Linked DNA regions of Mus musculus: region 1 is linked to region 2. The links are chromatin loops, found by intact Hi-C in ENCODE. Cell type or tissue: heart. All regions are shown on one strand. Each heading gives the region's core, and the rest is flanking DNA. Links, peaks and the distances in the headings are about the cores only. Region 1 has its middle 42 kb from the start of Gm39912. Region 2 holds the start of Spred1 (sprouty protein with EVH-1 domain 1, related sequence).

What was found. Hi-C counts contacts between places; a loop is a spot of excess contacts. Peaks named below come from ENCODE experiments on the same cell type or tissue, not always from the same donor. Only the 100,000 strongest peaks of a DNase experiment are listed, where the experiment ranks them.
Region 1: a loop joins it to region 2, with 8 times the contacts of the local background. A loop is called at or near these places in 10 of 42 quality-filtered maps.

The regions. Positions count from the first base shown.
Region 1 is chr2:117,010,975-117,026,958 of GRCm38, forward strand. No RefSeq gene overlaps it. Among named protein-coding and RNA genes, the nearest start is that of Gm39912, 42 kb to the right of the region's middle. In heart, for the core only: no CTCF peak of the experiment used is centred there; DNase peaks (open chromatin) are centred at 7,167, 7,547 and 8,377; H3K27ac peaks cover 392 bases.
Region 2 is chr2:117,110,823-117,126,806 of GRCm38, forward strand. It overlaps Spred1 (sprouty protein with EVH-1 domain 1, related sequence), which reads left to right and starts at 10,249. Exons shown (of 7, transcript NM_033524.3): 1 at 10,249-10,934. The coding sequence starts at 10,903. In heart, for the core only: CTCF peaks have their summits at 6,700 and 9,622; DNase peaks (open chromatin) are centred at 8,959, 9,309, 9,709, 9,819 and 3 weaker places; H3K4me3 peaks cover 4,409 bases; H3K27ac peaks cover 3,970 bases.

The DNA of each region.
Region 1 (15,984 bases), core at 3,581-11,580, 100 kb before region 2:
TTGGTTTCTTTAAGACAGGGTCTTTCTATATAGCCCTGGTTGTCCTATAATTTACTAGGTAGCTCAAGCTACCCTGAAATTCACAGAGATCTGTTTGTGCCTGTCCAGTGCTGGGACTGAAGGCACAAGCCACCACACCCAGCTTGAATTAAATTTAAACTTCCTTATTTCAGCCTACCAAGGAACCCAAACTTTCCACAGGTGTCTACCATTTTTAAAATTAGTTTTTCAAGGGCACCTCTGTTGCAATAGAGTTCACATGCAATAAAAGCCACCATTTTTAAATGTATAGCTCAGTTGGTTTCAGAATCTCTTCAAGGTTGTACAAAAATCACAACTAATTTTAGAATATTTCATAACCCTAAGAAGAAACCTCACATCCATTAGCAATTGCTCTCCATGCTCCCCTCCTCCCGCCTCTGGCGACCGCTAATCTACTTTCTGTTTCTATTGATTTGCTTATTCTGAGCATTTCATATTAATGGGATCACATAATATGTGGCCTTTTGTGCCTGGCTTCTTTTACTTAGCATAATGTCTTCAAGGTCCATCCACAGCACGAATTAGTCGGTACTTCATTCTTAGTGGCTGGCTTCTCAACATTTATAAGAGATTTTATTTTGGCTATTGCTAAATACACATCGTCACATGGGAAGACCTATCAGATGCTGTTGCAGTCAACAAGTCCAGCAGTAAAGAACATAGCAAGGCTTGGCAATGAGAACCAAAACATGGTACCAAGCTGGTTCCAAAGACATATCACACAGTCTGCAGAATGACCATGCAAGACATCCCAGACGAGGCACAAAATCATCAGTTCACCGCAAGGAATAGCAGAGTCCTAACATCCACCTACTGAGAGGAAGCCATTAACTTCCATCTTAGCAGAATGTAGACAAAGCTGCTGGTTGTTCCAAAATGGTGATTCCATTCAAGCAATCTGTCAAAACTTTAGTTTTCCAAATGTGTGCAGAGGACAGATTGCAAGAGTTGGTGACCATATTTCATCTGTCCTGGTTTTCTCTACCTGATGAAGTCACTGCTGGTAACACGCAACACACCCTTTTTGAGCAGAAGAAAATGCTTTCAATGGGATTTGAAATGAGGCTCATCTTTTTCCTCAACTGTCTGAAATTTTCATACATGAATTTAATGTTTTCATTAAATATATCCCTATTGTCCCCCTTCCAACTTCTCCCAGATGCCCTCCCCACACACTATTTTTCCTACCTAACTTCATGTACTCTTTTTAAAACCCAACAAGTTAACTTACTGCTGCCAGTCTGAGCATGGGTGTCAAGCCACTCACTGGAACATGGGTGGAAGAGGGGCTCATAAGGTCCCACTCCTAGCTGAGAAGATACTGGCAATTGATGGTTGCTGGAGGTGAGGTATATATGTGTATGTCATTGGGGGTGGGACTAGCTTTCTTCCAAGGTTAATCTCTTAGTGGGTGATTTGCTGGGTCCTTACTACATGGACTACTGATGGCTTTTTCTCTGTTTCCATAGGTGGAGGAGAAAAAAAAAAAAAGCTGTTGCTTTACCATGGAAACCAAATGATGGTTAATTGTCCATGACCATGCCTCCTATCATAAATAAGGCCTTTTTTACTTAATTCTTTTAAACATGGCACCAACCCCTCCCTGTAGTACACACTCTGGTCATAAAAATGTTGACTGATTTCCTTGGAGCCAGGCATGATTTCATTGAACCTTATTTCACATGTATTTTAAGAATACTCGCTGGGTGGTAGTGGCACATGCCTTTAATCCCAGCACTTGGGAGGCAGAGGCAGGCAGATTTCTGAGTTCGAGGCTAGCCTGGTCTACAGAGTGAGTTCCAGAACAGCCAGGGCTATACAGAGAAACCCTGTCTCGGAAAAACAAAACAAAACAAAACAAAACAAAACAAAACAAAACAAAACAAAACAAAATAAAAACAGAATACTCTTGGTGTGATGGAGAATACTCTTGGTGTGATGGTGCCTAGATGACAAAAGATCATACAGAAAGCTCCTTTAAAATGCCACTACCTTGATTTGACTCTGTCTCACTAGATCTGGAATGGAATCTACGAATCTTTATCATGAGTAAGCACTCTTGGTCCCATGACTAAGCATTTGTGGTCCCACATTGACATGGAGGTTTCGCTGACTGGCTCAGAAATACTTTCCTCATGGCTACTATGAAGAAACAACTTCAGATACCATCCTTCATAAATGCTTATGTATTCCTGAACACATGTGCTGCATGAATGACAGACTGAGGGAGGACACAGACTTCCGCTACTATATCTCACTTATTGGTCTTGTGGATGTAAATTTGAGTGACGTGGCATCTGCGCTACTGCTGCTGGATAAAGATGGAGACACTATGGAGGGCTCAGAGAGAAAAAGGGCTGACCGAAGAGAAAGCGAAGAAGAAAAGTCAATCCATCATGTTGGTATTTTTAGAAAAATCAATCAATGGACTGAGCAAATGCTTTTTTACAATTTCAAATTTGAGGAAATAAATGATATCTACATCGATGAAGAGCTTTAAGAGTGAATGAGGCCTGGTTGTGTAGTAAGGACCATTCACTTCCTCTCTTTGACTTTGAAAGAACTTTCAAAGTATAAATAGTGTGAGGTGTGTGTGTATGTGTGTGTTTGTGAGGAGTGTCTGTGCCTGTGTCTGTGTCTGTGCCTGTGTCTGTGTCTGTGTCTGTGTCTGTGTCTGTGTCTGTGTCTGTGTCTGTGTCTGTGTCTGTGTCTGTGTCTGTGTGTTTGTCTTCTTATACAATGTTCAGTTTCCTAGTTTGACTTTCTATTTGCTTTTGGCCCTGGGGTTCTTCTTTTCTAAATCTTCAAGCTAAATCTCTTATGCATATCAGTTTCCAAGCATAAGAGGAACGTCCTATAAAATGATACGTTCTGGGCTTGGGATATAGCTCAGTTGTTAGCTTGTTTGCTTAGCATGCTTACATACATACATCAAATCCTGGGGTTTGATCCCTGGTATCCCATAAACCCAGTGTGGTGCATGCCCTCAGTCTCCGAACTCAGGAGCTACAGACGGGAGGACCAGAACTTCAAAGTCATTCCCAGGTATGTAGCAGGTTCAAGGCCACTCTAGGATACCCAAGACAGTGTGCCTCTAGACATAGGAACACAAACAAGAAGGAATCAGTTCGGAGGCAACCAATAGGCTTCCCCAAAGCTTCTTTCAGCTATTTGCTGCTGAGATAGATACACATGTGAACTGGAAGCAAAGAAAAAGGAAACATACAAGGAGCCAATAAGAATCGATCAGATTGTTCAAGTTAATGATTATAAATTCCACTATGGATGAGGAAGTGAGGGGGGACAACACACTGTGGAGGACAGCAGCTAAGCATCCCGTCCTGAGAGAAGTCCTCGTAGAATCCTCTGCCTGGGTTTACAGCTCCTCCTCATGTGCTCACAGCATCCTTTCCTTCATCTGCCGTAGCTTCTACTGGACAGGGGACCGGCTAATTCTTCATCCAGCCCAAAGCACCTTGAATTCAATCATGACACCTTGATCTTAATTTTTTTCTAAACTATTTATATTTTAGAATTTCATAGCAGAGCATTGCATTTACATCATCTTCACCCAATTCTTCCCTCCTAATGGCCCTCTCTCAAGTTCATGATTGCTTCTTTAGTTATCGTTGTTTTACACACACACAGGATTGCTGGATCCAGTTGCTCATATACAAAGATATAAAGTGAGGGCTGAACACTTGGGACTTAATAATCTATCAGGGGGCCTTATCACTGGAGGAAACTTGTTCTCCCTGTCTGAGCAGCCACTATTTGCCTGTAGCTCTTCAGCTAAAAGTGGGGCCTTGTAATATTTCCTCTTTCCACTTGCTGGTGTCACATGGTCTTGTCCTTGTGCAGGTCTTGTTTAGGGATCCATACTGTTAAGATTTTATGGGTGTAATTCCCTGATATATACAGACACGATTTCACTATAGACATGATGATCTGCTGGCCTCTTTCTAGCGCTCTCATACAATGTTCCCTAAACCTTTAGAGTAGGTATTGTGTCAATGGGGGATTAGCACCCCCCCCACACACTTGGCTGTTCTCTGCACTTTGACCAGTTATAGATTTTTGTAATGGTTTCTGTCCCCTGACAAAAGAAGCTTCTTTTTGATGAAGATGGAGAGATACTCTTTTTTTTAAAATATTTATTTATTTATCATATGTAAGTACAGTGTAGCTGTCTTCAGACACTCCAGAAGAGGGAGTCAGGTCTCATTACGTATGGTTATGAGCCACCATGTGGTTGCTGGGATTTGAACTCAAGACCTTTGGAAGAGGAGTCAGTGCTCTTACCCACTGAGCCAACTCACCATCCCTGGAGAGATCATCTTGCCTGTGAGCATAAGGATAGAGATTTAGAACTCAGTTGGTAATTATACAGGTTTAGGAAAGTGGGTGTAGTAGGTTCTCCTGCATGGTCCATGGCCACACCAGCCCACTGCATCTTGGCTGAGTTCACAGTACCAGGCATGAAATCCATCCTACTGAGCAGGCTTTAAGTCTAACTAAGTGGCTGTTGATTGTCCCCAGGATGTAAGTGCCACTATGGCACCACTGAGGATGGACCTCAGTGCTTGTCCTTGTTGTGCTCTTGGGCTTTACGTTGGGTAGGATCCTGACTCGTTTTTTCCCCTTAGATGCTTGTATCAATGCCTTTGGATACTACGAATGCATGTATTCAGCAAAGAAGCTTTCATGGTGTTTCACATCAACTTTTCCAAGCCCAGTGTCTAAAGTGTATGGATCTTCAGCAATAGGGTCTGACGTTCAGGTTCTGGGAGGCAACCAAATGCAACAGCAATAGCTGATACCATTTTGTGAGTCTTATAGACTAACCCTGACAAACAGCTAGAAGGGAGATTCTCCATTCTTGACACTCAGCCTTTGGCTTTCTGGGGATCATTATCACTCCAAATAGTACACACTCACACACACACACACACACACACACACACACTCACACTTATTATATAGTGTTCTAAAACAAGCATAAAATAATACTTCCCTGTAAATTTTCAGTTCTCCTTAGAATTCTTTATCCATCCTCCCTCCTCGTCCCTCAGTATTGCCATCTTTTCCAGGAACTTCTAGTTCTCCTCCTACGCCTTTCAAGCATGTAGTAGATTACAGATTATAGACTACCATGGCCAGTTCTTGAACAGAAATTGTCAAACAATGTTTGGGGTCCTTCCTTAAGAGATTACTGCTTGTTTTATTTAGCCCTGGTTCTTTTTCCCCTATCAATCTGTCTACCCATTTATTTATATTTTTATGTGTGTTTACCCAAATGTATGTGTGTGCTCACATACATGTGGGCACACTTGCATACATATGCATGTAGAGGCGCAGAGGTGATGTCATGCATCCTTCCAGATCACTCTCCATCCTTTTCATGGAGGCAGAGCTCTCAGTTGAACCCAGAGTTCATTGATGAGCCAGCTTCTCCAGGGCATCCCTTGTTTTTGCCATCCAGTGCTGGGACTACAGGCTAACCACCAAACCTACCCACTTTCTCTACACTTCCTGGGGATTTGAACTCCAGTGCATATGGTTATGCAGCAAAGACTTTATACAGCTAGCCATCCCCCAGACCCAAGTCCTAACTTTTAGTAAATGACATTTTATTATAAAATAAATAAGTACATAAGCTTAAAATGGAAAATTATAGGTTAATATAACTTTATCATCTAGATAAACTTTTTGAACTTATCATACAACAGAACAAGGGTGAATCTGAAGAAATTATGTCTGAGGAAAGGATTCATCATTTGCTTTAATCGTTTCCTAAGATGTTACTAAACATGAGGTCATCCAATTTATACAGCAAGATAATCTCTTATTCTTCTGGAAATTTTCAAAATACAGCCAGCATGTTTTCTGACTAGCCCCACTTCCTGTGGTGGGGCTTAAACATCACACCAGCCAAACTTCATTAGCTGCTAAGATTTCCAGAACCTGGGATCACATGATAATCTTGTAAAATAGATAGCCAGCATTTCTTTGCTAAGTGCCACATATGCTGATTTTTTTTTTTTTACAAAGAATTAAAAAGAAAACACACACACACACACACAATCTCAAGTGGCTCCAAGTCACACGCTATTATCAGCTCCATCCCCAGGGAAGTCTGGGGAGTCCCTCTTCCCTCACTGATGGCTCTAGTTATTCCAGTATTTCACACTGAACAAATAATAACCCCTCCACCCTTCCAGGTTCTGACTGACTGCTAGTTCTGGAACAGTTACTAAGGATAACTTTTAATTCTGTGCTGGTTCATCATCGAGTAAAATAATGAAAATTTTATTTTCAATTCATTTTCCCCACCTTTCATCACTTAGACAATACCAATCTTCCAACATTTTCAATTACAAAATAAAATAACACAGCCTACTAGAACCACCCTTGACTACAGTGTGATTTTTTTTTTCAGCAATGCGTGGGAGCTTTAGGGTCTTCTGCAAGCAGAGCCGCCATATTGGGGCTGTACCACAAGGGGTGGGCCACACAGATATGCCCACAGGGCTCACAGGGCTCTTTTTCAAAACTGCTTCTAAAGCCAATTTCTGATATTTCGTTTTGTTCTTTTAGCTTGCCTTTTGACGCCACTTGAGGGGAAAACTGAATTCTACGTTCTCAGAATTTGTTCCACTTCTTCATCTTGGACTTTAAAAACTATCTTTTTAATGATTCGGAACTGGTTTTAACCCTTCATATGATGTGGTTAACCCCGTTCACAGATATGTCAAGAGGTAAAGACACGCCAGTATGGTATCTATCTCCTCCTTTGGAAAAGTGCAGGGACAACCACTCATTTAAAATAAGTTCATCTGGCTCCCACTCCTATACACAGAGCGCACATCTGAGTCAACTCCTCTTCCTCAGAAGCCTTTGTTAGTTTCCATGGGAAAACTGCAAAACTGCTCAAATGTGGGCATGTTATAATTAGAACCAAACGTGGGCTTTATGGGACCTGTCAGGATGTTTCTAGGAAGCCTGCTCAGTGTCGGCTTCCTGAGACATCCTTTCCCTACAACCATGACTCATCCCTGCTTCTCCTAACTCACCCCCACTTGTTCTGGGATGGAAGGAGTCCCACACGCTCCAAATACAGATGAGAAAGCTGGTGTCCAGACCATGAATAAGAGCACCGGTCTAGGGCTTGTGGAAGTGGGGCAAAGGATTTTGCTGGGTACATCTGAGGCCAGCAATATGGCGGGTGCATATTTATCACACATGGAGAGACTCATTTCTTTGGCAACCTAGCCCACTCGCTAATCCTCCCAAGCCCTTCCATTCCAACTCCTTTCTTCCTTTCATGAAAACACAGTACAAATTCTCTGCAAAACAATGAATCTGCTCCTCAGGGGAATGTACAAGTCAGAAAAGCTTTTAAGAAGAAAAGAGGAGCCAAGGCCTTTGCATAAGCAGGCCAGCTGCAGAGCCTCCAGAGAGGAGGGTGAGGAGACCGCTCCCGCTCCCTGCAGCCCTGGCCCCAAACCTCCTAGCTACCGCCTGTCTCCGCTGGCTTCCCACAACTCTAAACAGGCCAGCCCACACCTCCGGGACTGCACCCCTGTCATTTTCAGGAAACGAGATGTTCAGAGTCCATCCTGGCATTTCTGTGAACTCACAGAAATAATTCATTGACTCACAGAACCGAAAGAGATGATCTAGTCACTTTTATTTTTAAAATGAGAAAAATGCAGCCAGAACAGTTCCTCTGACCTACCCAGGCGCGCTCAGCTGGGAGGGCCGACCAGAATTCCTATCTCCTTTCCCTCTCTTCCAGTGTGGTTTGCACCTGAGCTGGTCAAAGCAAATCCGAGGTAGATTTGCTGTTTTCTGCTCAGCCTTCTTCCTATTGTTCTGGAAAACACCCTTCCAGTTTGTGTGATGGATCAGCTGAGCCAAAACTGATTCTAAAGAAGCATGCCTAGTACTTGTTAAAACTAGAGCACTCTAGGCCTTTCCTTGGAAGGTCTTGGATGGAGACTTAAAAAAAAAAATCAGTTTCCCAAGTGAGTCTTCTGGTGAGGCCAGTTCGGGGATTAACATCATAAAGCAACCCTGGGGGACAAAAGGGATCTTTGATGGCTGGGTACCCCAACAAGAATAGAAGAGCCATGCTGGGGACCAAGAATTTTGCCTTTTAGCTGCTTTTTTTAGTGGGTTAACCACTAGACCACACTTCCTCTCTTGAAGAAGCAAGGAATTAAAATCAAAGGTTTACTACTGATTCATGCTGCCTGCTAACACGGCTTATTGCGACATGCTGTGACCCTATGCTCCAAGGCTTGGAAACAGATGTGGGGAGGGAGCGGCCTGAAGGTCTGCTGGGTGGGGGAGGCAAGACGGCAGCTGGCCAAGGGAAGAACTTCCTCTGCAGCTCAGCTTTTAGCAGGAGTGGAAGTTAGTCTAAATTGTTACCATGCAGATCTGGAATCTTTTTTTTTTTTTCAATTGCCTGGCTCCGATTCCAGGTTTGCTCCATTCTGTATAAAACAAAAACCAAAAAACTGAGAATTTGGTAATGAATTCTCCTGCCCTGACTTTTGCCTCTGCCCTCCTCAAAATGTATGTTATGAAGCTACAGGTTTAGCCCCCTCCCCCTGGACCCTCACTCATGCCCATGTTAAAGGAAGTACAGAAAAGTTAAGCAACCTGCCCAAGGTTACAGTAATTCCAGTACTGCAGTTGCTTGATTAAGAGTGTAACTAGGCCATTCTCAGCTGCACTCTCCAGGCCTCCTTTAATATATGCTCATCATTAGGCAGCTGAAAAAAATGTTTGGGGTTACTTCACCCTCCCCTCCCCAGACCCCTCCACCTCCCACCCTCCCCCAATGGCAAAATGCAAACCCTTAAGTACTTCTGCAAACATATGCAACAATCTCTACAGCTGTCCGGTCCTTGCCTTTGCTGTGTTCCCGCCTATGGACTATTTAGAAAGAACCACATTGAAGAAGGCTGAGGAGTGGGATCAATGGACTCCAGGTGGTTGGGAGAAGAAAACGATTTTGTTTTCTTTTCTGCCTTTTCTCCTTCTGCTCCTCTTTCTTTTCAAATGGAAATTGTTTTCATATGAGACACTTCCTAGCTTGTATCTGGAAAACTGGAAAATCTGTCTGAGGTCATGCTGTAAATATTGAAGAGAAAAAGCTTTCAACCTTGAACTAACAGCTGACTATGAGGATAAGCCAGAGTAAAGCATTCTCAAAATCCTGGTGTCTTGGAAAGTTCACTTCATGCCCTCTCTTGCTGCCGTGGAAAGGCAATCTAAATTCATTCAAAAGCTTGTAACACAGGACCCGAATCGAAGATGATATGTTCAGTGCTGACGAGGTATCAGTGTGTATAGGAGCTTGTGGACAACACTAAGTACCTTGATTTGATTCCCCACCTCCCCCCAATCCTCACATGGTAGAAAGAAAAACCATGCCTGAAACTTGTGTTCTGACCTCCACATGCACACTGTGGCATACAGGCATATCTTCTCTTCAGTTAAATAGATAGATAGATAGATAGATAGATAGATAGATAGATAGATAGATAGAATGATATATATATAAATGTATATAATATATAGTTTCATTAATCATTATTCTTCTTACATTTAGACATAACTTCCTTAATCTTTTTATTGTTGTTTAGTTATTCATCCCTTTTCTATTCTGGATTACAGAATAAGTTTTTTTCCTCATATAAATGTATGCATGCATGTTTGCATGTGCATGGGTGCACATATATGTGCAGGTGCATGTGTACATGTACACATATGCATATGTAAGCCTCAGATTGACATCATAAGACTTCTATCCTTTTCCATCTTACTCGTTAAGATAGGGCCTCAACTGAACTTAGAGCTTGTCTATATGATGCTAGCCAAACTAGCCAACATGCTCCAGGGATCCCCTGATTCAGCCTTTCAAACACTGGAATGACAAGCAGATCACCATGCTCGCCCAACGTGGATGTGGGTTCTGGGGATCTGCTGTATGCAAGACTTTTCGGGAGAAGACATAATGATACACACATTTCTATTCACTCCAGAAAGGAAACCCATGACAGGCTAAAGAACTAACTCTAACTTCTTGAACTAGTGCTAGGAATTACTTACAGAATTATGGATGAGGGAATGGTTGAGAAGATATAGGAGCAGGAACAACCCAAAGACAGCTGCATCACCAAAAAATCCACCCCCCAAATGGATGATGGCTTGTAAAGGTTGCATACCTGGAACTCTTTGTACAACTGGCAGATGGCTGGCCAGGTCAGAGAATCTCCTCACTACAGCTCTGCCCATCAGGACCTCCTCCCGTATCAGTCACTCACTGCTTCTATAACACTAGAGAAGGGCCCTCCAAAATCTTGCAAGTTTTACATGTAAAGTTAGTTTGTCTCCTGAGCCTCATGATCCCTCCTCCCCTCCTCCTAGAAGGATCAACAGGATCTGAATTCTGATTCTCATGCTTGTGTCACAAGTGCTATGATCACCATACCATCTTCCAGCCCAAGAACAAGGTTTTGCTCATTTTCTTAATGACATGAAAAAAAAAAAACAGTCTACTACTACAGTGGGTCGTTACCCCTTTAAGGCTGCATATCAGATATCCTGCATAACAGATAGCTTTATTATAGTTCATAGCAGTAGAAAAAGTACAGCTATGAAGTAGCAACAACATAATTTTATGATATGAAAGAAAAAATTTAAAAATGATATTGGCTTGGAAGTAGAAAAAAGTTCCACAGCAGATGGAACTTTATTAAAGGGTCGCAGCATCAGGAAGGTCGAGAACCACTGTACTATTGATTTCTGTAACATATGCACACTCTACCCTCCAGATGGATGAGTTCCATTTTTACAGTCGTTCTCAAGGGCCTAGAGCTGCTCATTAGTATGGCTGAGTAATTCAGAAAACAGGCCGAGACAGCCGTGCCCCTGAAGCTGCTGATTTGTGTGGGAGTCATGTTTTCCAAGAGACCTCATCTGCCTTGCAGCCTTCAAAACTTCCTACTGGTTTCTTTTTCCTCCAACATATTTGTACATTGTGCCTGTGTTCTTTTTAATCCCCTGAGTTGCAGTGACTCAGTTTGTTTTTCTGTTGCCCACATCCTTTCCCCACAAATTTAGCCAACTGAAAACGAGGTATAGTGGCAAGAAAATCCAGACTCTAGTTCTTCTAGCTTTTGATATCTGCTTCCTCTGTGACTCTAGGGGACTCAAGTTATTGTTCTGCTTTCCTGGTGTTCAAAAGGCTGAAGCAGGAGAATAGCAAGTTGAAGATAGCCTGTACTATTAAACGATCCTGTTGTCAAAAACAAAAGCAATAAATAAATAAATAAATAAATGGATTAGATTAATTCATTTCTAAAGTATAGACTTACCATTGGTGTTAAGGATGATTTATAGTGCAAATAAAATGTTTAATAAATATATACAAGGTATTTTAGAAAAATACAGCTGTTATCAAAACTATTATAAAATTAAAAGATTTAAATAATTTTAATTTACTTATTATTTGAGTGTGTGCTCCTGCACAAGTGCTATGGCCTAGGGAGGTCACAGAACAACTTAAGGGACTTGGTTCTCTCCTTCCACCATAGGAGTTCCAGGGATCAAACCCAGGTTATCAGATATCTTGGCAGCAAGTACCTTTACCTGCTGAGCCACCTAGTTGGCCCAGATATTTTAGCTCACTTAATTTAAAAAAAAAAATCCTAAGCAGACTCAGAATGATGATATCATAAAATTGTGATGATACTTTATTTTTGGGTTTCATTATGTGTTAATCCATTTCTACCCTATAACTTAGCACTGCAAATGCTTAGTTCTTATTCAAAATAGACCGGTTTGGTATGATGAACACACTCACCCATCTAAGGATTTGTGCTTTCAAACTCTTTGTATGTGACTAGAGAGTAGAGATTCATGGCAACAGTCACCTTTTGAGAATGCAGCCTGACCTGTGCTCCCATCTTATTTACAGAATCAAACACATGGCTAACTCAACATTGAGAAAGCTGGGAAACAGAGTCTTCTTGTATAACACTGAGATAAAGAATAGAAATTGATGAATTCATAATGATATCCAATAATAAAATATCTTCCCAGTTTTATAATTAAGTTAATTGTTGTTGGTAAACACCATGACCAAAAGCAACTTACAGAAGGAAGAGTTTGTTTGGGCTTATGGTTCAAGAAGGGCATCTATAGTCACAAGGATGGCGTGGCAGCAAGTGGCTGAGCAAGAGGCCGCTGATCACATTTTAACTGCATACAGGAAACAGAAAGAATAAGCAGGAGGTATGGCTATAAGCCCTCAAAGCTTGTCCCTAGTGATTTACTTTCTCCAGAAAGAATGACTCTTCTAAAGGTTCCATAACCTCCCTAAAATTGGAGAGCAAGTGATCAAATACATGAGTGTGTGTGGGAGTGTGGGTGGGGCATTCTTCATTCATACCTTCACAATTCTCCTTACTCAGGATATTTTTCTTAAAGACACTATCTTAAGAACTGCCTTGTTCTCTTAAGGCTAAAAAGAAACACATGGCCACTAACCATCTCTGCCCACTCCCCCTGAACTCCCCTGTCTATACAATTCATAGGAGCTGTGGTTCATTAATGACTCACCCATTCATTCTTTGTGGTGGCTTATTTTCACTCCATAGTCATCTTTGAGATTCACCCAGGCTATAAGATGTCATCAGTACTTACAACTTTTCAATCGCTAGTTATGCTCCATTGTGTGGTATGTCTCCTTGCTTATACATTCATCTACTGATGAACATTTGGGTTCTTTCTACTTTTTGGTAATTATAGGCAATGCTGCTATAAGCATCCATGTTCAGACCCGTGTTTTCATTGGCATATAAGTAGTAGTAATGACTTTGTTGCCCTGAGACGAAGTACCAAACTGTTTTCTGAAATGAACAGCACAAACACAAACAGAAAAAAATAGGCAAAAAGATTTCAGCAAAACCTAGTTGTTTTTTCCTAAACAAAACAAAACAAAACAAAATAAAACAAAACAAAACACTAGTAATCCAAGATTTGAATTTCTCCATGTGTTTACCAACATTTCTCATTATTTTACCTATAGACATCCTAGAGGATATGAAAAAGTATCTCATGAGAAGTCTATTTGCATTTCTCTCGTGTACATATTGGCTGTTTGTATTTCTTCTTCAGACAAATGGCTATTCAGATCCTTTGACCACAGTAGGATATTTTTCTTTTTTTTTTAATTATTGAGCTATAAGAGCACTTTACATATTTTAGATAATAGCCTTTATCAGAGTGGTTTCCAAAGTTTCTCCCATGCCACAGATTGACTGCTCATTTTCCGGGTGGGTTTTTGTTTTGTTTTGTTTTGTTTTGTTTTGTTTTGTTTAGGAAAAAACAACTAGGTTTTGCTGAAATCTTTTTGCCTATTTTTTTCTGTTTGTGTTTGTGCTGTTCATTTCAAATTTAAGAAACAACTGCCTGATCCAAGGTCATGTCTACATTACCTTCTAAGCACTTTATATTTTCATGTTTTACATTTAGTCCCTAGCTGGAAAGGAAACCTTAGAAGTGTATCTATTTGTAAACTACATGATCTTGCACTTGGGAAACTATATAGATTTAATATATATTTACTATGTTTTCTACCATCAAGGAGGTACAGCAGAACTTTCTGGTCCTCACATGAATGTAGGCTTACATTATTCAAAACCTACGTTTAGTAAGGATTCTTTAACACTTCAACCTCCCTTCTAGCCTACCACCCACAAGAGGTAGGGAAAAAAAAGGTTAAGAGGGAAATAGGGATTGTGGACATGTTTAGAAATAGTTCTTTAAGGCGATTCCAACCTTCGTTGTCAGTAGTCCAGTCCACTTGGCGAACACCAAACACGAATCAGTCGCAGTGATTCGATCTAGAAGAAACAGTGAGGCTCCACCATTCTGCACCAGTCTGCGGAAAGGGCAAGAAGCAGCGGGAATACCACCAGAAGTTCTTTGGTGCATTACTCTCGTCAGTCATGATAAGAAAAGAAAAGCGAAGAAAGCATGGTGACCTAATGAAAGAAGGAGTGTGTTAGCAAAGACCAGCCTCAGTGGAGCCCAACAATGACTAGCAAAGAGTTGCAAGGCAAACCAATGCATGAGTGTCCTCCACTGTCTGTTGGGTTCTACTTATACTCTTTCCGAACATCACACGTCTCGCATCTCACAAGCGTCGGCCCCTGTAAAACATTACATGCCCTTTCACCAGGCAACTTCCAGAAAAACACATGTCTGTTTTAAGCAAGAACACTGAAGTGACATCATTGCTGCCCCTGAGCAGCAAGTGGACAATGCAAGACAGCAAGCCAAGTCAGCCCCAAGTTGGAGGGAGATGTTCACCCACAAGGCTAATACCTGCCACTCGCTCTAAGAGCCAACACAAAATTGACCTTCAAAATAACACTACTTTCAACACTGCTGTCTCTATCTCCATTGACTCTTGTTATAATAAGACTGTAAAGTGTTTAGGGACTCTTCATCCTCCTACACCACAAGATGACTCAGTTAAGGCATTAGACAAACCAGGCTGTCGGTAAACGTTCACAAAAATTGTATGGCCTTAGTGGCAAGGACATGATTGGCAGATTGTATTTTGGGGTTTGTTTGTGTTTGCTTTCTGCTTCTGCAATGGAGGAAGAAACCTGAAATCATGTGTTGCAAAAGTTCTTAATCCCTGGGTCCACTCAGAATGAAAACAAGACAACACTCGTGGAAAGGCTGTTGGGTTACCACACAGGCTGGGCAGGGGCATGAACACGGAGGAAGTTGTCCAAACAGTGACTACAACAGGTTTTGGATTAAACAAGCTAGTTAAGTCAAGCCATTTCCACCAATCTTTGAAGACCTGTCTCCATACTGTGGTAAGTAGCTGCCCTCTTGAAAATAATGTGTAGTGTTATAGTGTCAATCACTCTCCCATGATTCACATAATTTAAGTTGTACCAGGTGTCTACTCCACTATGTCACTGTATTTGTGTCTTCAAAACTCCTGGCTCAAAATCTGTCATGCACTAGCCCAACAGAGCTTCACAGAGCTCAATTATATATGTATGTACATGTGTGTGTATTATATGTATATATTAATGTATATACATATATACATGTATACATATATGCATATAGATATACTTTTGTATATATACTTTTGAGCAGTTAGGTTCTTGTATGAACCACACCTTCTTTTCTTCCTGATTTTCAAGTGTAAGTCAGTAGGTATGATGTTTTTAGACTGCAGGTATTCTTATACATACTAATTAGGTTTAACAAAAAAAAAAGAAAGTAAGGCTGGGCTAAGATGTAGCTCGACAGCAGTATGCTTTCCTAGCACGTGTGAGAGCCTGGGCTCACTCCTCAGTATCAAAACAAGATTAAATAAATAGAAATTAAGTAAATAATGAAAACACTTCATTAGATCTGCAGATAAGTCTCCTGCAAAATGAAGTTTTTATTTATAATCAACTGGGAATAGGGTGGAATTTTCTGGAATTGGTAGACATCTATTTGAAAGGAAGTGCCCAATGGCAACACGGTATAGGTATATCACTACTCAGTAATAATATACTCCTGTTGTTTTTGTCTTTATTCAATGTTTTACTTGGTTACCTTATAGTAAAATAAAATCAGAAAATCATAATAAACTACAAGGACAGGAAAGGGACAAAAACACTGGAATTAATAAAAGTAGAGCTCTAGAGAGAGCATTTGTGATATAAAGTATGTAAAGTCTAACAATAACCAATCATAACCAGTTATGTGAATTTTTCTAAAGATCATTTTTACTGCAGGACTGTGATTCCTACTTATACATCTAGCCAAACATGTTTAAGTTTTGTACCTAGAACATTTAATGATGCCATGCAAGTTATGAGACAAGCATTGTTTTAATTC
Region 2 (15,984 bases), core at 4,911-12,910:
TAAATGAACATTTCAAAGAAAAGATTTGGGTAGTAAAGATGTTATTCAAAAGAAATAACTTTTTCTCAAATAATTTCTAGCTCTTCTTTCACCTGTATCAATTAAATGTATATATTCTGAAATTGAATTACAATTGCATATATATATATCTTGTCTACCAGGTAAAGAGATGTTACATATAGCTTGTATGTTGCACACAAATGAAGAGTGTTTAAGATTTTTAAAAAGTTTAATAGTCAACTTGACAATTAGAACAAAATGGAGAATTGTAAGAAACTCCAAAACAGTTGTGTTAGAAGTATTGAGCTTTTACACAAACCCAGACAGGAGTGAACAAGTTAAATTCTAAGGTAACATTACAGAGGGAGCTGGACAAAAAAGAATGGATTGTTTGTTTTTGGAAGTCAGATATGTTTTAAAGAAAAGAAGGAAGAAGGGACTATATTAACTCTATTACCTATTATTAAGTGAGGAGAAAAACCAGACCACAGTTACTTAGGGAAGGAAAAAAATATTTCTTTTTTTTAATTGGGTATTTATTTCATTTACATTTCCAATGCTATCCCAAAAGTCCTCCACATGCTCCCCCACCCACTCCCTCACCCTCCCACTCCCACTTCTTAGCCCTGGCGTTCCCCTGTACTGAGGCATATAAAGTTTGCACGATCAATGGGCCTCTCTTTCCACTGATGGCCGACTAGGCCATCTTCTGATACATATGCAGCTAGAGACACGAGCTCCGGGGGGTACTGGTTAGTTCATATTGTTGTTCCACCTATAGGGTTGCAGATCCCTTTAGCTCCTTGGTTACTTTCTCTAGCTCCTCCATTGGGGGCCCTGTGATCCATCCAATAGCTGACTGTGAGCATCCACTTCTGTGTTTGCTAGGCCCCGGCATAGCCTCGCAAGAGACAGCTATATCTGGGTCCTTTCAGCAAAATCTTGCTAGTGTATGCAATGGTGTCAGTGTTTGGAAGCTGATTATGGGATGGATCCCCGGATATGGCAGTTTCTAGATGGTCCATCCTTTTGTCTCAGCTCCAAACTTTGTCTCTGTAACTTCTTCCATGGGTGTTTTGTTCCCAATTCTAAGAAGGGGCAAAGTGTCCACACTTCTGTCTTCGTTCTTCTTGAGTTGAAAAAAAAATATTTCAGCTCACAGTTTCTACAACCCATCATGGCAGGAAGGCATGGCAGCAGGCATTTGAAGCAACTGGTAATATTGTATCCACAGTCAGGAAGCAGAGAAGGACCAGGGCTGGTGCTCAGCAAGCTTTCTCCTTTATAGGCAACCCAGACCCCTAGTCCAGGAATGGTACCATCCAAGCTGATGGCAGTCATTCCCATATCAATCAGTCCTCACGGATGTCCCCAGAGGGCTGTTACCTACTCTGACAACCTGACAGTCAATACTAACCATCACAGGGAGGCAGAGTTCCCAAACTGAGTTGTAGGTCTACAGGAAACTAGGTAAGCAATATGCCCACCAGAGGTGAGCTAAGGCAAGAGGCCAAGGTGTCAAAGTTACAGGCTGGAAGGAAGTGGGTAACAGAAGCTAGGGCAATGGCTCTGTGTGTTGGGACTGGAGAAGGAACTCAATCAGTGAGAGGACTGACGGCCTTATGTTTTTGTATTCTTAGAGTCTGGACAGCTCTGAGACACAATGTTAGCAAAAGACAGCCTCACCTGCAGATTATCTTTTATCAGGCCTTGCTAAACATCAATGTACAGATGGGTTACCTGGAAAGTACTGCTAAGTGAAAATTTCAATTCAAGAAGGATGGGGTAGAGGCTAGAAGCCTAATTTCTAACCAACTCAAGGTGATGCTTTGCAGCTCTGAGTAGAAAGGATGGACACTTTTCAGAAAGTATTTTCAGAAAACAAATAAATTAGTGAATTTATGTCCCCCAACAGAGATATCTCCTGTGGGTTTATTAAAGACCTTAACTATGAAATTATTCTCTCTTTCACCTTTAGTAGATAAAAATGAATAGGTAATCATATATCAAAAGGCAGAAATCCAGTGTCCTGGATCAAGCCAGTGATAACACATTTGAAAGCATAAACATTGTTACACGTCCATTTTAACAACAAGATAAGTCCCTGTATTATTTATAGCAATATACATCTCTACACAAAAGTGTCCAAGACAGCTTTCCTATGATAATAGAAATGTTCTATAGTTAAGTACACATGTCTGCTGAGCATTTGAAATATCCCTAGTACATCTCAGGAATAAATAGCCACACATGGCTACTTGCCACCATGTTCGTTAACGTTGTTGGCATCACCCAAAGATGCCAGAGACCCAGATGCTTTTTCCTTCTGATGAGGTATTCTTGCTACTAAGACTCTAATTTAGCTACTTAGTTATAAAAAGAGATCTCAGAAGTCTCTAGGCTCTACCCTGAGAGCTGATGGATTATAAAGAAACTTAAGGACCATAGAAGCCAATTGAAAACAACCAGGGAATTTAATCCCCCTTCTATCTACAGGTAGATGGTTTCGCCTGCCAAACCAGCATCCAAAGGAGTAATGACTCAAAATAGAAGCATGTGCTACCTAGGAGCCTGTGTTTGAAATATTCTATAAAACACTGAAACACATAAACAGGAAGGAGCAAGGGGGTGGGGAAGAGAAGGCGGAGGGGGGAGAAGAGGAGGGAGCTGGGGAGGGAGAGTAGTAAAGGTGCAGCTCTAACTGTACAAAACCCAGACAAGTAGCTTAACCTCCCTGAGGTCTAATTCTCAAGTCTCTGTAAATTGGAGTTGGTAATGGTTCTTACTGGGCAAAGACATTAAGAAGCTAAGGTCCTACAGGACACTAAAATCCTATACAAAGGTTTTTACTCACTAAAAGGAAAGTCAGTGCTATAAAATGACAACCTGAGAACTACCTAGAATCTTTTCTTACTACTGTTAATAACATTTGTATTGCATGCACATAGCCTTAGGAGTCTCTTGTGATGCATATTTGACCCTTCATGTCTGCCGTAAGGGAGCACAGCCCTTATGGAATGGGAAAGCAGCAGCCATCTGGGAGGACAGTGGTAGAGGGGAGTGCTTTATTTAGTAACAAGGGTCTGCTAAGCATCCTCCCTGCTAAGATTACACTGAACATAAAGGAAATCGCAGACTGCTCACTTCCCTTGTACTCATCCCAATCTTGTAGAAACTTCCTGTAAAAGGCAGTTATAGCATTAAAAGTAAACTGATTTCACACATACCGGATACAACCAGACTAACAATTGCAGTCCCTAGGGAGAAATAGAAAATAGCACACTTGCCTTTCATACTTTACATCATTCTGGAAGAACACGGAAACTCAGTGAAGAAGAGAAGCAGGCTAGAGGCAAGGGAACTATTTAGAAACGCAGTTACTGTTTTGTAATTCCACTGAGGGGTAGGGCTCATTAGCCACTGGATTGATTATCCTACAGAAAGGGAGAGAGAGAAGGAGGGAGAGAAGGAAAAAGAAGACAACGGGGAGGAAGGTGAGAAGGGAAAGGGAGAGAGAAAGAGGCAGGGAGTGGAGGAAGAAGGAAGGGGAGAACAGGGAGGAAAAAAGAATGAGGAAGGGAGGGGGAGAGAAAGAAGAAGAAGGGGGAGAGAAAAACGTTATACAAAGCATATTGCACCATGAAAATAGAGTCAAAGTGTGAACATTAATGCCTAGCAGCTATGAAGGAGCAATGCTAAGGTAAGGGGGGGTTCAGAAACAGAAGGGAACTAGTCCTTTAAGTACTAAGAGAACCTCACGTGTTGGCATGGCTCCCTCCTCTTGGGCTTGCCGAGTGTACAAATATCTGCGGAGAGCAGAGTACCAGACATGGTGTGTGTGTGAAATGCGGAACCACCATATATCCAAGTGCGAGGGACTTGTGGTTCCGGCCCAGAGGCAGGCTACACGGCTTTACCTTTATGTGTAGATAAGACCTTGGCACAATCTTCCACCTCAAAAGCTCTGCTATCAAAAGCTGCTGCTAAAAAGAACACCAAAAAATATGAAAAGTACCTTGTTTCCTTGGGGAAACCAATGTACATTCATAAACTGCCAAAAGGTCATTAATACATTAATAATGTAAAAATAGTAAAGGCTGAAAGGAGAGACGCTCAGAAGACATCTTCATAGGAAAGATGGTTACTATGGAGTGCATTGTGGGGAAGACTGTGAGGGGCAGAGCATAGGGAACCATTTACTGTCCTTGCCAATTTCATCAGTTGCATCTCATACTGCTGTGAGAAAATATCCCGAAAAAATGATTTAAGAAAGCAAAGCTTATGGTATCAGGTTTTGCCAATTGTGCTGGGAAAGACATAGTGGCAGGTATTTGCGGCAATGCGTCCCATGCCATCTACGAGCAAAAGGCAGAGACCGATGGGCGTTGGTCCTCAGTGTGCTTCCTCTTTTGTTCAGTCCAGGACCCCAGCCTATGAGATGCTGCTGCCCCCAGGGAAAGTGGGTCTTTCCACCTCAGTTAACTAAGTAGAAAACCCCTCAAAGGCCTGTCTCTTAGGTGATTGTAGATCCTGTCAAGTTGGCAAGCAATGTATCAACCACATGTGAACTATTTTACCTGACTCCACCTATGATTTAGCTTTTCTGAAATGATCCCATTTTGGTCTCACTTGACAATCATGGTTTTACTCCTCTCTTGTTGGCCCTTGACACTACTCATAATTATTCCAGTTTCCTTTCTATTGCTATGACAAATATAACCAAAAACCATCTAGGGAGAGAAAAGGGTTCATTTGACTTCCAGGTTACAGCAATGACCCCAGTGGTTCTCAGCCTTCCGAACACTGTGACCCTTTAATACATACAGTTCTCCAACCATAAAATTATTTTGTTGCTACTTCCTAACTGTAATGTTGCTATTGTTACAATATCTGATAACTGTAGCTTTGCTACCGTTATGTAAGTACCTTACCCTCAGGTTGAGAATCCACTGCACTACCTTGTAACTCGTTGGTGTTTGGTGGGTGTGGCCAATTTTAAGAAGCCAAAGACAGAGTACAGAAAGCTTGCCAACTGTGGGAACCAACTATTGTGGCCAGCCTTCTTCCTCAACCCCACCCTCAGAGAAAAACAACCAAGCAAATACAAATGCCCCCTCCCTTGAAGAGCCAGAACCTAGCCTTAGAATCCTTGACGAGTAGCAACCTCCAGAGCTGGAACTTCAGATGTAACTGTGATGCCTGCAGCTTCTCACATACAGGAGAAGCTGGGTTTGGGGTTTTGGTTTGTTTGGTTTTGGTGCTGGTTAGAGCGATGGCTTTAGTTACAAATGTATTAGGAGACAGGATGACAAGGTGCTTGCAAAGAAAGCAGAAGACGGTGAAGGACTGAAACAGTGTACTTCTGGAAAAGGAGAGTTGTTGGGCATACTACAGCCATGATGACCAGAGCCTCGAGCCGAGGGGCTCGCTATTCACAGAGCTGGGGGGAGAGTCTAAGGCAGAGCTCTTGCTTAGTTCACACAGGATTCTGGGTTTGATCCTCAGCGCTTTGGAAAAGAAGTACAAAAAGAGGCACCCACAGAAGATGAGTGGGAAAGACCTTTATTGTAGAACATTTCGATATAAAATAGTGAAGGAAATATACTTACTGTCTTAGTTAGGGTTTTACTGCTGTGAGTAGACACCATGACCAAGGCAAGTCTTATAAAGGACAACATTTAAGTGGGTCTGGCTTACAAGCTCAGAGGTTCAGATCATCATCATCAAGGTAGGAGATGGGTAGCACCTAGGTAGGCACGGTGCAGGCAGAGCGAGAGTTCCACGTCTTCATCTGAAGGCTGCTAGTGGAAGACTGACTTCCAGACAGCTAAGGTGAGGGTCTTAAGCCCACGCCTACAGTGACACATCTCCAAATAGGCCATACCTCCTAATAGTGCCATTCCCTGGGCCAAGCATATACAAACGATCACACTTACCTGTAGCCAATCTTGAGTTCTCAATCTCTTTGGTCTTTTATTTTGAAGTAACTGGCAGGGGCAGTTCAAATCAGGGGAAGGCTCTGCAGGCCCTTTAGCCTGGTCTTCAAAGGTAGTCCCATGGGGCAAGTCTGTGGACTTACATGCAGAATCTTGAGACAGATGGACTGGGTCACATTGTTGATTGGTGTTCATTTTGGAGACTACTGCTTGAGATAAAGCCACATGATAGTGGACTGCAAATGCTACCAGGTAGATGAAGATGTTGCAAGGCTCTGCCATCAGACTTCCACTGATGAAAGAGTTCTACCAGCTCACCCACTTCTCCCACCAATACCAAGAGCAGGTTCCGAGGCTAGTGGGACTGCTCTCAGGCCCACACAGTAGCAAACTCTGCATCGAGTCATCCAATGTCCTGGAGCTTGGGCCCCAGGTGGACGCTTAAAGAGTTTGCAGCAGCAGAGGCCTTCTAGCCCCACGCCACTGGGACATATCTTTTGTATTTTTATACTTCAAAACCCAGGCACTAGGCTCTGAGCATCCTTGTAAGATCACTTCTGTTCCACAGTTAAACAATATTTTAATGTACAATATATATTAAACTGGTTCTGTAAGCCAGGCAGTCCTTGAACTTGCAATCCTCTGACCTCAGCCTCTACATCAGCTCGAATCATAGGGGTGTGTCAGTCAGGCCTAGAATGATTGAAACTTGAGTGGGCAATATATAATATTAAAGGTAAGTAAGATCGTCAACTACTGGTAAGTGGTGGGAACTGCAAGGTCCTCTTAAAATGGACACAGAAGGATCTTAACTTAAAAGAGTTGGTAGCTTGACCACCACCTACACATTCATTTAGGCTGTTGACCAGTCTCTCTCTCTCTCTCTCTGTATGTATGTATGTATGAATGTATGTGTGTGTGGACAGCACATTACTTGGTGTAGGATAAAGACAGTTTTCTCATGTATGTATGTATGTATGTATGTATGAATGTATGTGTGTGTGGACAGCACATTACTTGGTGTAGGATAAAGACAGTTTTCTCATGTATGTATGTATGTATGTATGTATGTATGAATGTATGTATGTATGAATGTGTGTGTGTGTGGACAGCACATTATTTGGTGTAGGATAAAGACAGTTTTCTCATGTATGTATGTATGTATGTATGTATGTATGTATGTATGTGTGGACAGCACATTACTTGGTGTAGGATAAAGACAGTTTTCTCATGTATGTATGTATGTATGTATGTATGTATGTGTGTGTGGACAGCACATTACTTGGTGTAGGATAAAGACAGTTTTCTCATGTATGTATGTATTATGTGTGTGTGTGTGGACAGCACATTACTTGGTGTAGGATAAAGACAGTTTTCTCATGTATGTATGTATGTATGTATGTATGTATGTATGTGTGGACAGCACATTACTTGGTGTAGGATAAAGACAGTTTTCTCATGTATGTATGTATTATGTGTGTGTGTGTGGACAGCACATTACTTGGTGTAGGATAAAGACAGTTTTCTCATGTATGTATGTATGTATGTATGTATGTATGTGTGGACAGCACATTACTTGGTGTAGGATAAAGACAGTTTTCTCATGTATGTATGTATGTATGTATGTATGTATGTGTGTGTGTGGACAGCACATTACTTGGTGTAGGATAAAGACAGTTTTCTCATGTATGTATGTATGTATGTATGTATGAATGTATGTATGAATGTATGTATGTATGTATGTATGTATGTATGTGTGTGTACAGCACATTACTTGGTGTAGGATGAAGACAGTTTTCTCATCTTACCCAAAAGTCAGTTCTGATGATTTCTGGGCTGCACAGGAGCCTCAGACAGCTGTGTCTCCTCAAAAGAGAAAGCTGCCTTTGCAAATGGCTACCTTTGTCCTTAATCATAACTCTGATGGTTATCACTGTTGATGGCTTACCAAGGGCCAGGCCATGTGTCTACTGGGGTGCACAGGAAACGACAGATGGTTATTTGTTGAATGACTGAACAATGCCGAGTGCTTTTCAATTAACCTTCACATGCCATCACTTTGACATGGGCTTTAGAACTTCTGTTTTATAAAATTATAGTGAGAACTGGACATACTACCACCTCAGAATTTGTACTAAGTGCTTTATGTGTGTTGCTAGCCCATCAATCCATATAAAAGCTCTGTGAAATAGATGCTTATTAGCCACATAAACTAGACAGAATTTAAGTGAGTTACTTAAGAACAGGCTCTGGGCGATCAAGCTCTCCCCTCCCACCTCAGTACTGGGGATTTAGCCGAGGGTTTCAAGTCTACCTCTTCCCACTCCAACCCCGGGCCTTCCACTACAAGGCTAGAACTTTGGCCCCCTTTTCATTTTAAATTTTTATATTGAGACAGGGTTTTGCTAAATTAAGGAGGCTAGCCTTGAACTGGTTCTGTAACCCAGGCAGACCTTGAACTTGGAATCCTCCTACCCCAGCCTCCACATTAGCTGCCAGTCTGGCCCGGATTTAAACATGAGCGGGCAAAGCCAGTTAGTACCTGGAGAACAGACTAGCACCTACACTCTGGAGTTCAGGTTCTTCACATCCTAAGATCAAGTTCAAAATGGTAGGAGTGGAGATCTCTTCCCACGCTCCACTCACTCACTCCTTTTTCCCATCCCCACTTGTTCCTAAGATGAACAATCCTGCAGACGCGGCTGGAAGTTATATAAAGAAACCTCAGTGATCCACGGTATGGGTTTTTGGTGCACGGCTGGCTGGGTTAGCGCCTTTATTCCTTCGTCAAACACACATTAGGCACTCTTATGTGCACAGTACTGTTAGCACATTAGTGTGTACTCATTCGGAGGAGAGCAGCAATTCTGAGGCTTCCTGGAAACCTTTGGCTGAAGAGTGACGGTTTCCTTAGGAGGCCCGCTGGACTTCTTCCCTTGGAATTGTTCTATCTCTCAAGGTGGCTGGAACAGGAAGCTTCCTTCCCCGGGGGTTAAGTAAACTTGAGAACAAAGTGAAAAGCCTATCGCAAAACCGCCTAGGGAGACGCCACAGGAACTTAGGAGCGCTAGGGAGTCAGTCCCCCAGGCCATCTTGTGTATAAGCTGACTTCTTAGAGACAAGATAATAGAATTTATAGAGCTAGGAGTTCCTAGCCCTCCGGTCACAAAGATCCCAGGCTCCAGCCCTCAACCTTAGAAGGTTCTTGTGCAAAAAAGATCTTTTGGGATGATTGCATACATTGTCCTCTGACAATGCAAACGTGACAGCTGCCTATCCAACAACCGTTCCGCCTCTGTTCGCCAAAGTTCGTGCCACACAGGCTTCTCCTGCGCTATAGTTATGCAACCTCGCTCGCAGCGGGAGTTATTTCCTGTGCTGCTGGATGCGCCAGATTCATGTAACCCGCCTACCCCGGGCTTCAATGGAAGCCGTTCTCCATTAACAAGCACTCGTGCTTCCAGAGATGAATGCCCAGCATTGCATGCTGTTTGCGCAGTGAGGATCGCGCTGCGAGGTATTGAAACCAACTCTTTCTACACACACACACACACACACACACACACACACACACACACACACACACACACACACACATCACACGCACACAACTACCCTTGTGCAAGAAGCAAGGGAACTGCAGCAATGCAACTAGAGGGACAGCAGGAGGAGCTCGCTTTGCAGTCCTGGCCTGTAACCCCCACTAAGAGATGAACTCATGCCAGTTCCATTCTTTGCAAGAAAAACACAACACACGCGCGCGCGTGCACGCGCACTGAGCAGTACGGAGTGGCCTCCCGATTTCTTCCCCGAGCACACGGTGTGCTGCCCGCTTGTCCCGGCAACCCGGATATCCCAGGCCGAGTAACGGGGACTTGAGCGTCGCAACAATGCCAGTCCCGGAGCAGCTCGGCTCACAGCTCCCACCCCCGCCCCCTTTCCTCGGCGTGCCAAGAGTTTGGAGCGCGCGCACGCACACGCGCGCGATGCAGTGCAGCGACATATCCCTCCGCCACCCTCCTCGCCCCGCTCCCGCTGCCCGACGATTTGGGAAGCGAGGGGAGGAGGGAACTACTTTCCTGAAACTTGTTATGCTGCCCACGATCCAGAGCTGCAGTGATTCGACTGCGGGCCGCGGCTTTTAGGTTTCCCCCCGACCCCTCAGAGGCCCCGCGCCTCCGGCTTGCAGCCGCGCCCCACGTCCGCCCAGCCGCACCCGCGCGAGCCCCGGCGGCCCAGAAGTCGCGAGGGACTACTTCGCCTGCCTCTCCCGCGGGCGCCCCCGGTTCGAGCGGCGGAAGGAGCGGGCGGCGTGAGCGCTTCCGCCGCCCCCCTCGCGGCTCCCCTCTCGCGGGCGTGAGGAGCGGGCCGCCGAGCAGCGCTGATCTCGGCCCTCGTCGCCGCCGCTCGGCACTGTGCCCTCGGGCTCCGACGCTCGCCTCGCGCCCTGCCTGCGGCCCCTCAGCTGGAGCGCGTCCGAGGCAGCCCCTGAGGGCCGACCAGGCGCGCCGCGCGGGCAGCCGGCGGCCAGGCGGGAGATGGTGCGCGGCACCTCGGCGGGACCGCGCCGCCTCCCGCAGCCAGCGCTCGGCTGCCCCCCGCCGGCTCCCGCCGCCCGCCCGTCGCCGCGCCCCTGAGAGCAGCACCGCCTCAGCCACCGGCCGCGTCCCCCTCAGCGCCCGCAGTCGCCCGCGCCGTCTCGGCTTCGCACTCGACCTCGGCGCGGCAAACCGCTGGGGTCGCCACGGCCGCGCTTGCTGCCGCCGCCCCCCTGCGGGGGTGGCCGGGCTGCCCGGCTCGCGGGGCACCGCTCCGAGTGAGGCATCCACCATGGTGAGGCCCCCGAGCCGCTGCCCGCGCGCCCCGCCGGCCGTCGTCGCCCGCCGCCCCTCGGTGCCGCCGCTGCCGCTGCTTCCCTGCCTGCTGTTGCTCCTCCATCTCCTGATCGGATCACGGTGAGGGAAAGATGAGCGAGGAGACGGCGACTTCTGACAACGAGTAAGCGAGCCCTGGCCTGGTTGAGCCCGGGGGGCAGCCCCCTCCCCCCAGCCCGTCCCGCCCGGGAGGTGATAGATGCCCGATGTGTCGGGCCATTTTCTTTAATGGCAGCACCCCTTTTCATTCGTGCATTTTCGCCTCTCTGCTTGGGGAAGGGTATCGAGTGCAGTGCAGAGGCGGCGTAGCAGTCGGACGTCTCCGAGACAGAGTAATAATGTGGGTAGCTCAAAGTGGAGTAGAAACTACCCTTTGCCTGCCCTTCACTCCGGCGTCAAACCCGCCCCCCCTCCCCAAACACCTTGAACATCCAGCCACCCTGCCTCTACAGCTATTTCGCTCGGAAACTAATGTGTGGGAGCACCTCCAGCCGCAAACTGCTCTTGAATCCTAATTCGATGACTCAGTGACTCCTAAATACCGATTAAGCCTTCGCCCCCCGCCCCACTTTTTAAACTTATGACCTATACTATTCTAGTAAAAAGATAGGGTTAGGGAAACATTTTAAGAATTAAATAGGATTAAGGACACCTGGAGTGTGGGCGATGTTGAGCTATTGTGTTTTTTTATTATTATTTTTTTAACCTTCGAGAGTATTGAACCCGTCTTAATCAAGAACAGAGTAATTAAAAATTTTGAATGCTAGGGTTTGGCTTCCGTCTGTGATAAAGTACGGTTTACATTGCCGAACGCGTTGGTGACTTCATCAGAGCTTGATCCATAAGTTTTTGCTTTTTTGGACTGTCCTTAGGTTTTCCAAATGAATCACCGTGCCTTTTAAATATTTTGCTTTAATGTAGCAGCCTCTTGAAGGAATAATGGGGCTGTAAGAGTTTCCTGTTGAGAGTTAATTTGGGGCCGAATTTTGGTGTCTGTTTTTTCTGTAATTGAATTCAATTTTTGTTTGTATTTGGAGGGCTATGAAGAGTTAAATGAAGTCTAGTCCTTAGGATGCATTCCTTTAAATAAAGTGCATTCCTCAAGTCAGATCTTTTCGAGAAGGCTTTAAAGGCCCGTTTACCATAAAATAGCAGAAAAATGCCGAGCAACGCCCCCCCCCTTTGAAAAGCACGCATTGAGGAGCGGGTGTGGAAGGAGGTGGATTGCTGCAGTCAGTGCAGTCTAGAAGCAGAAGTGGCCGCCATGTTCTCTCTTTTTGTGAATCGCCCTCATTTGCATAGCACACTTCATTCATAAAAAAAATAATTAAACATCCATCACCTTGGACAACTTGAAAGGCTTTCCTAAGAAAACCACTCGAAGCTTGTTTGTCCTTGTGTAGATTTTTGGGTTCAGGAAGTGAGGAGAATTTGAAGTTTTAGATTAAAATTTGGAACATACGCGCACACACAAACAACTACCCCAGTTCTCAGAATGTTGACACAGTTATGTGGGAAATATCAGTTCGGGGAGGTGCTGGGATCACGTGATCGCCTCCATTCATAAAATACCTGGCTGTCCATTCACAGTGCAGTACACTGTCACTGCCTTCCGCAGACTAGATCTATTTTGAGCCAGATCAAGAACCCTGTCTCAATGCTGGGCTGAGAAAAACTGCGGAAATGCTGAAGGGAATGACGGGAACTTTTATTAGTATCTTGCAATAAAGCAGCTGGGATAAAAATCTTATGATCTATTTTAGAGATGGGGAAAGATGTCTTACCATTTTAATAGTTTAGAAAGTAGTATTGCCTTACTTCGGCCAAAGAACAAATGATGGGTGTAGATTAAAGCAAATGTAGAATATATTGTTTCAAAACAGGCCTTTTTTTTTTTTTTTTTTTTTGGTACTATAGTAAATTGAAAGTGCAAGTAAGTGTATGAAAGAGATCTCAGTGGATAGAACCGTTGTTGAACTAAAATGAAAAAATATTAATGATTGTTTTAATTCTCAAGATACTGATGCTTTCAAACAGCCCCCACCCCACCTCCAAATGTACTTATGGGCAACTGGGAAATTATTCATTCAGATTTTTAAAATTGTTTTCACAAAGATATACTGCCATATTAATACATTGTCCTGAGGAGCCTTGTAACTGTTAGTTTGGGTAGTAAAAGGGTGATCTATTTTAGCATGTATTGTCCTCTGAGAGCTTTTTCATGGGGCAAAAATGGGTGGTGGTGGTTAATGAACGTGAGGAAATGATTATGTTCATCTGCTAATAGTGGCTGCTAGACCTGACACTGTTTACTTGAACCTTGGCTCTGCCACAAAGTGGATTTCTTGGAATGTCCCGTTTAATCTGGTCATTGTAGAGCTCATCTTTAACATAGGAGGTGAAGTTTTGAAATGAAAATTCATTATTTGTAATCACACATTAGGAAAAAACGAGAGATTCAGTAGAGCCCTCGTGGGCTTAGGTTTGGTTTAAAATGGCCTTGTTTTAATTTTGTTCTTTTCTCTCTTTTCTTAAACTATCCTTCATAGGGATTTGATTACAGTAGAAATTATTCCTAACACTTTATTGCTTCATCTTTTTCTTTGTTTCTAGCCTTTTAAAGAAGATGACTATAATCAATTTCTCGGAAGATCGTGTTAACTTCTAAAAATTGACAGCCACTATGCTAAAATGTAGTAGGGCCTTTTAGAGCCCTCATTTTGAAAAACCGTTATTTGAATTTAGATTTTGTGTGTGTGTGTGTGTGTGTGTATAAATAGGTAACTGAGGTACTTACATATCTAATCAGGAATTAGTGGAAGATGTATTATATAAAAATGTAAAAGGCATCTTGACAGTGATAAGTCAAATGAGGGAAAAATGAATGAGGATAGGATGAAGCCTTAGATAATCGTTTCAAATTCATGTTTAAAAATAAGATTTTTTAGGCAGGTCAGATGGCTCAGCTGGTACAGGCACTTTATACCTTGCAACCTCATGACCTGAGTTTCATTTCAAGGACTTACATGGTGGAACCTGTTCCCACAAGTTGTACTCTGACCTCCATGTACCTCTACATTCAAAACAATCACACAAATAAATGTACTAAAACATTTTTAATTAGATTTTTCAAAAGACAGTAAGCATACTTTAGAAGTAGACTGCTTTATGCCACAAATAAAGGAACGAGCAATATAATTTTATTTTTGAGGTTAATACTTTATTTTCTGATGCTCCAAATATTTCCAGTAAAGATGTACCTTATATATAATGGATTAGCCTTTTAAATACAAATTTGAACTCCTAAGTATATATTATGGAATGCATAGGGCCTTGGTAATTTGTTGTTGACTGCGTATAACACTGCATGGCCTTTGCCAGTCTGACCACAGTACTGGGAGGAGTCAAGTAACTGTAAAACCAAGCATTTTGTTTACTGTGTGCACATCAGTCAGAACCGCCTGCTGTGCCAGAACTAGGCTTTTTAATAGCAAGCTAGAATTTACAGTAATTTTAGACTTTTAATTAAAATTGGATCACTTGAGATAAATTTGTTGTAGTATAATCTATGTTAGAACCATTTTTCCTGTCAAAAGTAAATTTTGTGGTTATATCATATAGTACTTCTTTAAAAATGTACCTCGCAGTGTCATTATGTGAGTATATATATTTAATTCCATTTGTCTTATATATGTATATGATTATGCATACATTATACATATAGTTAGAAAGTATTCTAGAGCTGAATAGAAGGAAACATTGGGAAGCTGTGTAACAATTATTCAGGTAATTATGTTTATGTGGGTATCATGGATACATAATGTAAAATTTGTTTAGAAGTCAGTGGAGCTCAATCCTTGTTCACCTTCACTTCTCCTTTCTGATAGAAAGCTTTTGGTTTTGAATTGTATGTTTTAAACTATGCTAACCTAACATGCTCAAAAAACAAAACAAAACAAAACAAAAAACTTGTAGAAATAATTTTCCCCCAGAAGACTCATTTATGCCGTGATCTCCAACACTGTCGTCCTGTATCATTGTGTACTTGATCCGTACTTATAGTGAGATTTCAAAAATCATATTCATTTATACATTTTTATGTCTGTTATTGCTTCTTCTTTCATAATGCTTGTTATACACTTGTGTGTGTGTGTGACTTTTTACATTAGGGATCATTTAGCTTTGTTAGAAAATAGGCTCAAAATTACGGGAAAATAAATTATATTATCTTTTAAAGAAGATTTACCCTTTTATTTCCTAAGGCCAAAATTGGCTTCATTTTTGACATGTTATATTTTCTCAAGTTTTAGAAATAATAGTTGAGACCTAAAACTATTCTGGATACTCCTGGATAATCACTGTGCTGGGCTCTGAGCTATGCACTGTATCAACAAAAAGGTACTCATTTATCTGATTGATTTAAAAGATTTGAAAGTTCCTTTCTTTTACAGCTTCTCCATGGTGCCAACTATAATAAACTGTTAGGAATAAAGAAGCCTGTTGTTGGGGAAAGGGTAAACAGTATAGGCTTCCTCACTGTATGCTGTTGCTGGTGGAGGGGGAAGACTCTGGGGGAAAGAGGGACTGACAACCTAGCTCTGATTAGGGTAAGGTGGCTAATAGGTCTCACTGAGTGTTGGGTAGGCTGATACTCAGAGGTCTACATTTCTTCTCTAACCTTCAAAACTGCCAATATGAAAAATAGTTTACCCACTTGAGCAAGAAAACTAGTTCAGAGACAACTTATTTGTTGTGCTACCATGGGATAGCAAGGACTAACATTTGTTATGTAATTGTGTCCTTTACATATGACAAAACATGATATTCATATTTTGGATTTTTTCACATCGTTCCAAGCACTGTGTGAAAAGCTTTATTTAAGAATTACATAGTTAATATTTATACACACACAAATACAACACACCCTCACCCTTTTTCTGAGTGGAATTTCATAGTGAATGATACGGTAGATTAATATATGTGAATATTTCTGCTATGTTTGAGTTATCATTCTAGAATGTTACTTTTAGTTGTTATTATATATCCAAAGAATGGTATACATTAATGTTTACTCATCTAATATTGTTGGAATTTGTTCTGGTTTTTTTGGAACAGTATGGAGATTGACCTTTAATTTTTTTTTAAATCTGTATCTGTTGTTTTATCCTTGAGAT